2 separate regions of the Homo sapiens genome follow, and region 1 is linked to region 2. Evidence: chromatin loops called from intact Hi-C (ENCODE). Cell type or tissue: heart left ventricle. All regions are shown on one strand. Links, peaks and the distances in the headings refer to the core of each region. The heading gives the core; the rest is flanking DNA.

Region 1 (2,819 bases), core at 76-2,575, 49 kb after region 2:
CATGTTGTAGCCCCAGATAAAGGAATGGTCACTTACCTAAGCACACAGTCAGAGCTGTGAGAGGTTAGTTTGCCTGGCCAGTAGGCAGCCAAACTGAGAAAATGAAGCACTGGAGACGGGGGTTGGTTATTTTCCATTTGCTGCCACTGCCCCCTAGATCCATTCTGGACCCTTTTCCACCCAGCTTTTTGTTGCAGGAGGACTGATCCATATGGATGGGATCCCCTTGCCGCCTGGAAGCTTAGGCCAGTGGGAGCCAGTGGCAGGATATTGGAGGGCAGAAAAAGAAAGATGTCAAACATTTCTTATGCCCTCCCTAGCTCCCTCTAACCCTACACACAACTTTACCCTCCCCCATCTCAAACCACTGGCTGGCGCCTTCCACAAGGACAGCTTCTATTGGACACCCACTCCCTTTCAAGACTCTAATTCTCACTGGTAATACTAGCTCCTTCCTTTGCACTTTGAGGTCTGGGGGTGCAAAGAGTTGGTGACTCAAGATGGTTTGCTGGTTTCCTCTTATCTGTCTACACCTCAGTAAACATCTCCTTTATTTCATGTTACCCAAACTCCTGCTGCTGTAACTTTTAATACCTGTTGGGACATGGCTGACAGAGTGGGAGGTGAATACATATATAAATGCATGCATACATATATATTTACATGCATATGTTTATGTGTGTGACCAGAGAGACTTCATTCCTAGCGAGGGATCTTTGATTTCTACAAAAAAGAGCCAAAGGCTGCAGAAACTTTCCCTTGAAGGAAGTGAGAAAGGGAAGGAAGAGAGGAAAGGAAATAGAGATAATTTCATCTTTACCTTAGCATAATTTTTTAGTCCTTGATGTCTGATATGTGTTTAAATATTAATAGTTTCCATTTCAAATAAGGAATGTTAGGCATGTTTTCTCATCTAAAGAATTCTAATTTTCAAGTCCTTAAAATAGATCTTTTAAGGTGTTAAAAAATCTAAATTAATTTAGATTTCCTAATTTCTTAATTTAAGCTATCTTAATTTAGCTAGTTAAGATCAAAAGGCAAACTTCAACAAACTATTCCAAATCAAAAGTTGGCAACCTGCTTATAACATAAGATTATTTTAAAACGTACACTTGTTTAGGAATGCGTTCTGGTCCTTTAACCAACTGCGTTACCTAAAAGAAAGAATAATATATGTATATATGTTGCACACGCATGGGTGTAAACTTTTGAAAGCATCTTAAAATTAACAAAAACAATCTGGGCAAGTATTTAAGAAATGTTTAGCATTTTTAAGAAAATCACTGAGTTATTTGTTGAAACTCTAATTTACTGTTATTGGTAACCATATAATTTCAAGGTTTATTTCCTAGCTGAATATATTCAAGGTTTGCTTTATTTTATAAAAGCTTTTGAAATAAATAATCAGTTCCCACATTAGCAGTGAGAGCTGAAAAACATCATCGCTGCTGCTATTGTCATTTCTTGAGGTTTTCAAATGTCGATTTTCATTCCAAAAGCTTATAACATGATGTGCACAATGAACAGGAAACAGATGTGTCCTAGAGATTTATTTTGATATTTTGTGTATATTTACTACAAACAGACAAGAATTAAAATATCAGCGTAGTGGAAATTATCTAAAAAATGATCTTTAAAATGTTCCTAGATTGTGGGTACACAGAATTTAAAAAATATATATACGAAAAATTTCCAGATTTGGGTTTCAGTCGTAGCAATTCTATTTATTATGTTGCTCTGAATTTCTTAAAACTAGGCTATCTACCTAGCCTTCCTAATGGGAATGCTGAATTCAAATATAACTATAAATGGAACAAATTCTAAATTAATTATAAAACGTCATGCAGATAATACTTATTTTTTCTGTGAGACTTTATGAACTTCATAACTTCTTATGAACTTGGTAACTTCACAAATTTGGAAAGAGACTAAATCTTTTCAAACAATGGTGAAAGACAATATTACTTAGAAGCCTATGAACCAGTAATATAAAGTCACTAAGGGAAGAAAAAGAGAGAAATATTGCAAAGATTCATTCTAAATAGGTAAGCATTTTAAAATAACCTCATCTTGTGTTTCTGCATAGACCGTTGCCATATTGTGGGGATTATGTGCTGAGGGGTATGTGTGTGTGTGTGTGTACACACTAACAGTCATGTGTGTGTTTCAAATGTTAGGACACAACCAAACTGACTTTTAACTTGCTGACTTGATTGGGGGTTTTTTTAGCTTTGAAATTTAGAAACAAATTTTATTTAAGATATGAAATACAATTTCTAAAATATCTTTTTCAGAAAACCATGGCTACACAGTAATAATTGCCTTTATCATGTTAGAATGTTCATTAGTCTCAAATAAAAAAACCGTGAAACAAACCACCATCCTTCAACAATTTGAGCAAAGATAGAATGCCTAAGGAACAACATAGGTGGACTTGAAGAGGATGGGCTGTTTTACTTCAACAACCATTAAAAAAACAAAAAAGAGCAAAAATGCATGGGTTTTGGGGTATATACATTAAGTTGAACCTTTGGCAGTAGGAATCAGGGCATTTTGTCACATAGCATTAACACATATTAGAAAATTGTGGGCCGGGTGTGGTGGCTCACAAAATTTTTTCTAACAAATCCAACATTTGGGATTCCTAACAAATGATTTCTATTGCTGTTTTCCCCCCACTTTGTTTAGGTTATACTTTCCTATTTCGTTGTAGTATTTTTTTGTTTGAACTGGAAATTTAAAATGTTACAATATGAAAAATCTAATTCAGATTCTTCACACTGGAGCTTATTTTTATTGTTGTCTGCTGTTGCTGTTGT
Region 2 (2,819 bases), core at 166-2,665:
CGTTACTTAAATTGCTTACATTAGTTTTAAAGTTGTATGTTTTTAAAAGTGAAATGCTTGCATTTCCATGCAGAAGACACTGACCACACTAAAACCATTTGACTCATGGGAGGGCAACGGAGTGGAAACTGGAAGAATTTTGCACCAGCACTTAGGAACCTGGGTGATGATTCCTATTTTACCATTCATTGTTTTCATGCACTGGGAAAACTCTCTTCAGCTCCTCTGTTCAAGTATAATATTGAAATTATGTGTATGGAACATCAGGGTTGTCCAAAGTCCATCCCAGCTCTCAAATTGAGAATGCCATGACTTTTCTGGTATGAATTGTATTTTTAATATATGTCTTAATATCAAACATAGACATGTGTAACTTGGCCCCTTAAACTAGGGTAGGGGTTTCTCTAGATATACCTCATCCTTCTTCCTTCTTTCATGTCTATTTAATGCAATAAAGTGACAAGATCCTTTCTAGTTTCTATTTCCCTGGTCTTAGAGTCTGATCTTATGGTGATATTGGTCTCTTCTAAATCCAAAACCCACCACTCTTTGACACGTTGAAAAGTATCCATTGTTACTCCTCTCCCATTTAGGAATACTTCAGTGGGAAAGTTTGAGGGGAATAGATCTAAGGAAATCTGAGAGTGTCTCTTCTTTGAAAAACAAAAGGACTTACATAATACAAAATATACATATCCATTTTGCTCAACAATATAGATAACTTGCATTATAAGCTTATGTCTGAGTACATATTTTTAAGTCCTTGGAGTTCTCTCTGCCATTGAGCTTTTTACTGCCTGCTCACTTGTGCTGTTCATCTCTTTGATATCTTCCCCAGCACACCATCTCAGAGCCTTATAAGGCTACCCAGATCCTGACAAGAGATTAAATGTTTCTTATGCAATATTTTTCATCTTTGTCAAAGCAATTATCTTTAGTTTAGGAAAAGTGCAAACCAAGTTTTTCCATATGCTATCAGCAAGATCAATTAACATTATTTATATAATGTATGATTTACTTCAGTTTAATTTTGTGAAAATGAAACTGTCAAGGATTTCAAATTTTTCTCTATCTGTAATAATAAAAAAGAAAATTATTTATCTTTGTGCATGCACAGAGTTTCATACACAATATAATTCTTAGAACAAACAAAAAAATTATCCTGAGATAGAGAGATAGTTCCTGAAGGGAACAGAATAGCAAGATAAATATCACCAGGAATTTGGCCTTTCCCTCACTGTCTAATTTCTGGCATACAATAACTTTCTCTAAAAATGGCATGCAAGCTTTCTCTAAAAAAAAGTTTTGTTTACAGAAGGCCAGAATAGGTCTGGCAATTGTTTCTCCTTCATATCAATGAAGCTTCGGTCACAGAATTTACATGGTCTGTTCTTTGTTTGGAGAACAACGCTGGCACACTAGGTGTGGAGACGAAAGGAGAGAGGATACCAGAGAACAGCGCCAGTTTCCCTCTGAGTCAGACACTGAAGGGCTGTGGGAAAGGGAGCTGGTCTCGAGGGCCTTCCGATCTGACCACTTTTCCAAGCCACTCCTTTATCCTGCAGGAAGGAGGAGGCTGAGCTTTCTTGCCACCAGAGAAGATCAATCAGGATCCCTTTAAGGCAGGGAGAGCCACATATCCTAGTCTTCCAAAGACACAGGATGAATTTCAAAGGAACAGAAATGGCAAGTCACCAAAAAATAGATCCATATGTTGTTGTTGTTGTTTTTTAAAGTGAAAATAGCTTGTTTTTTTTTTTAGTAGAAAAACTACCACATGCTTATTATGAAAAATTCAGACAACACATAAAAAGACAAAGAGTAGAGCCAAAATTTGAACCCAGGCAGCCAAGCTCCAGAGTTTAAGGTCTGTACTTTGTAGTAGTTAGTTACTACTGCCCCTTGGGTCTTCCCAGAATTAAACAAGAGCTCCAAGCTGCTATTTGAATCACAGTTTGGTGAAAGGGAGTGAATTTTTTAGAAGCTGGAGACCCGGCACCAAAGAACAGACTTATAAAAAGGGTTATAATAGTAATGACTCACATGCTTATCAGGCGAAAGGCTGTTAGCCAAATAATATGTATGTGTATGTGCATACACTGTGTATGTGCACATACACAGTGTGTGTATAAGAAATCTCATTTAATCCTCACAATAATCTGTCAGTTACAATTTACTCGCATCAATCTAGATGTGGAAGCTGCAGCTCAGAGTTTTAAACAATTTTCTAGAATCACAAAGCTTATACTCTGTAATAACGAAGTTAGGACTACAATCTGTCTGACCAGATTCCCAGCTCTCGACATGAATTTGTTGAGCGTCAAAAGTATGCAGGTATTGTTAAAAAGAAAATAAATATAGAAAGGAAAGGAAAAGTCACAGATTATTTCCCCTACAATGTGCAATAATGACTGAACACCAGGACACCTGCGTTTCAATCTTAAGTTAGCCATGAATGAACTACACGGTGATGGGCAAATCACTCAGTGTTTGTACTTTGGTTTCCCGTCAAAATTGGCAGAGTGTGATAGGTTAGTGGTTCTAATTTTTGGTGATCATAAACCATTTCCATGAATTCAATGAACTCTCCCTCCAGAAAAATGTATAAATGAACACAAGACGTAAAACTGCATTCAATTCAGTAATGACTTCCTAGTATATATTTATTGTCAGGCCTTCCCACTGAAATGAAATATGAATGAGGGCAAAGGACTCTGTGTTTTCCTGTCTATATCCCCAGCTACTAGAGCATTACTTGGAACATCATAAGCTCTGGAAAACTATCAACTGAATGAATACATAGATGAGGGCTCCTCATC

The links. Peaks named below come from ENCODE experiments on the same cell type or tissue, not always from the same donor. Only the 100,000 strongest peaks of a DNase experiment are listed, where the experiment ranks them.
Region 1: a loop joins it to region 2, with 2.9 times the contacts of the local background. A loop is called at or near these places in 18 of 110 quality-filtered maps.

Annotation. Positions count from the first base shown.
Region 1 is chr5:52,775,887-52,778,705 of GRCh38, forward strand. The region is part of intron 2 of PELO-AS1 (PELO antisense RNA 1); the gene reads right to left. Among named protein-coding and RNA genes, the nearest start is that of ITGA1, 11 kb to the right of the region's middle. In heart left ventricle, for the core only: no CTCF peak of the experiment used is centred there; no DNase peak of the experiment used is centred there; H3K27ac peaks cover 1,410 bases.
Region 2 is chr5:52,726,371-52,729,189 of GRCh38, forward strand. The region is part of intron 2 of PELO-AS1 (PELO antisense RNA 1); the gene reads right to left. Among named protein-coding and RNA genes, the nearest start is that of ITGA1, 60 kb to the right of the region's middle. In heart left ventricle, for the core only: no CTCF peak of the experiment used is centred there; no DNase peak of the experiment used is centred there; H3K27ac peaks cover 1,546 bases.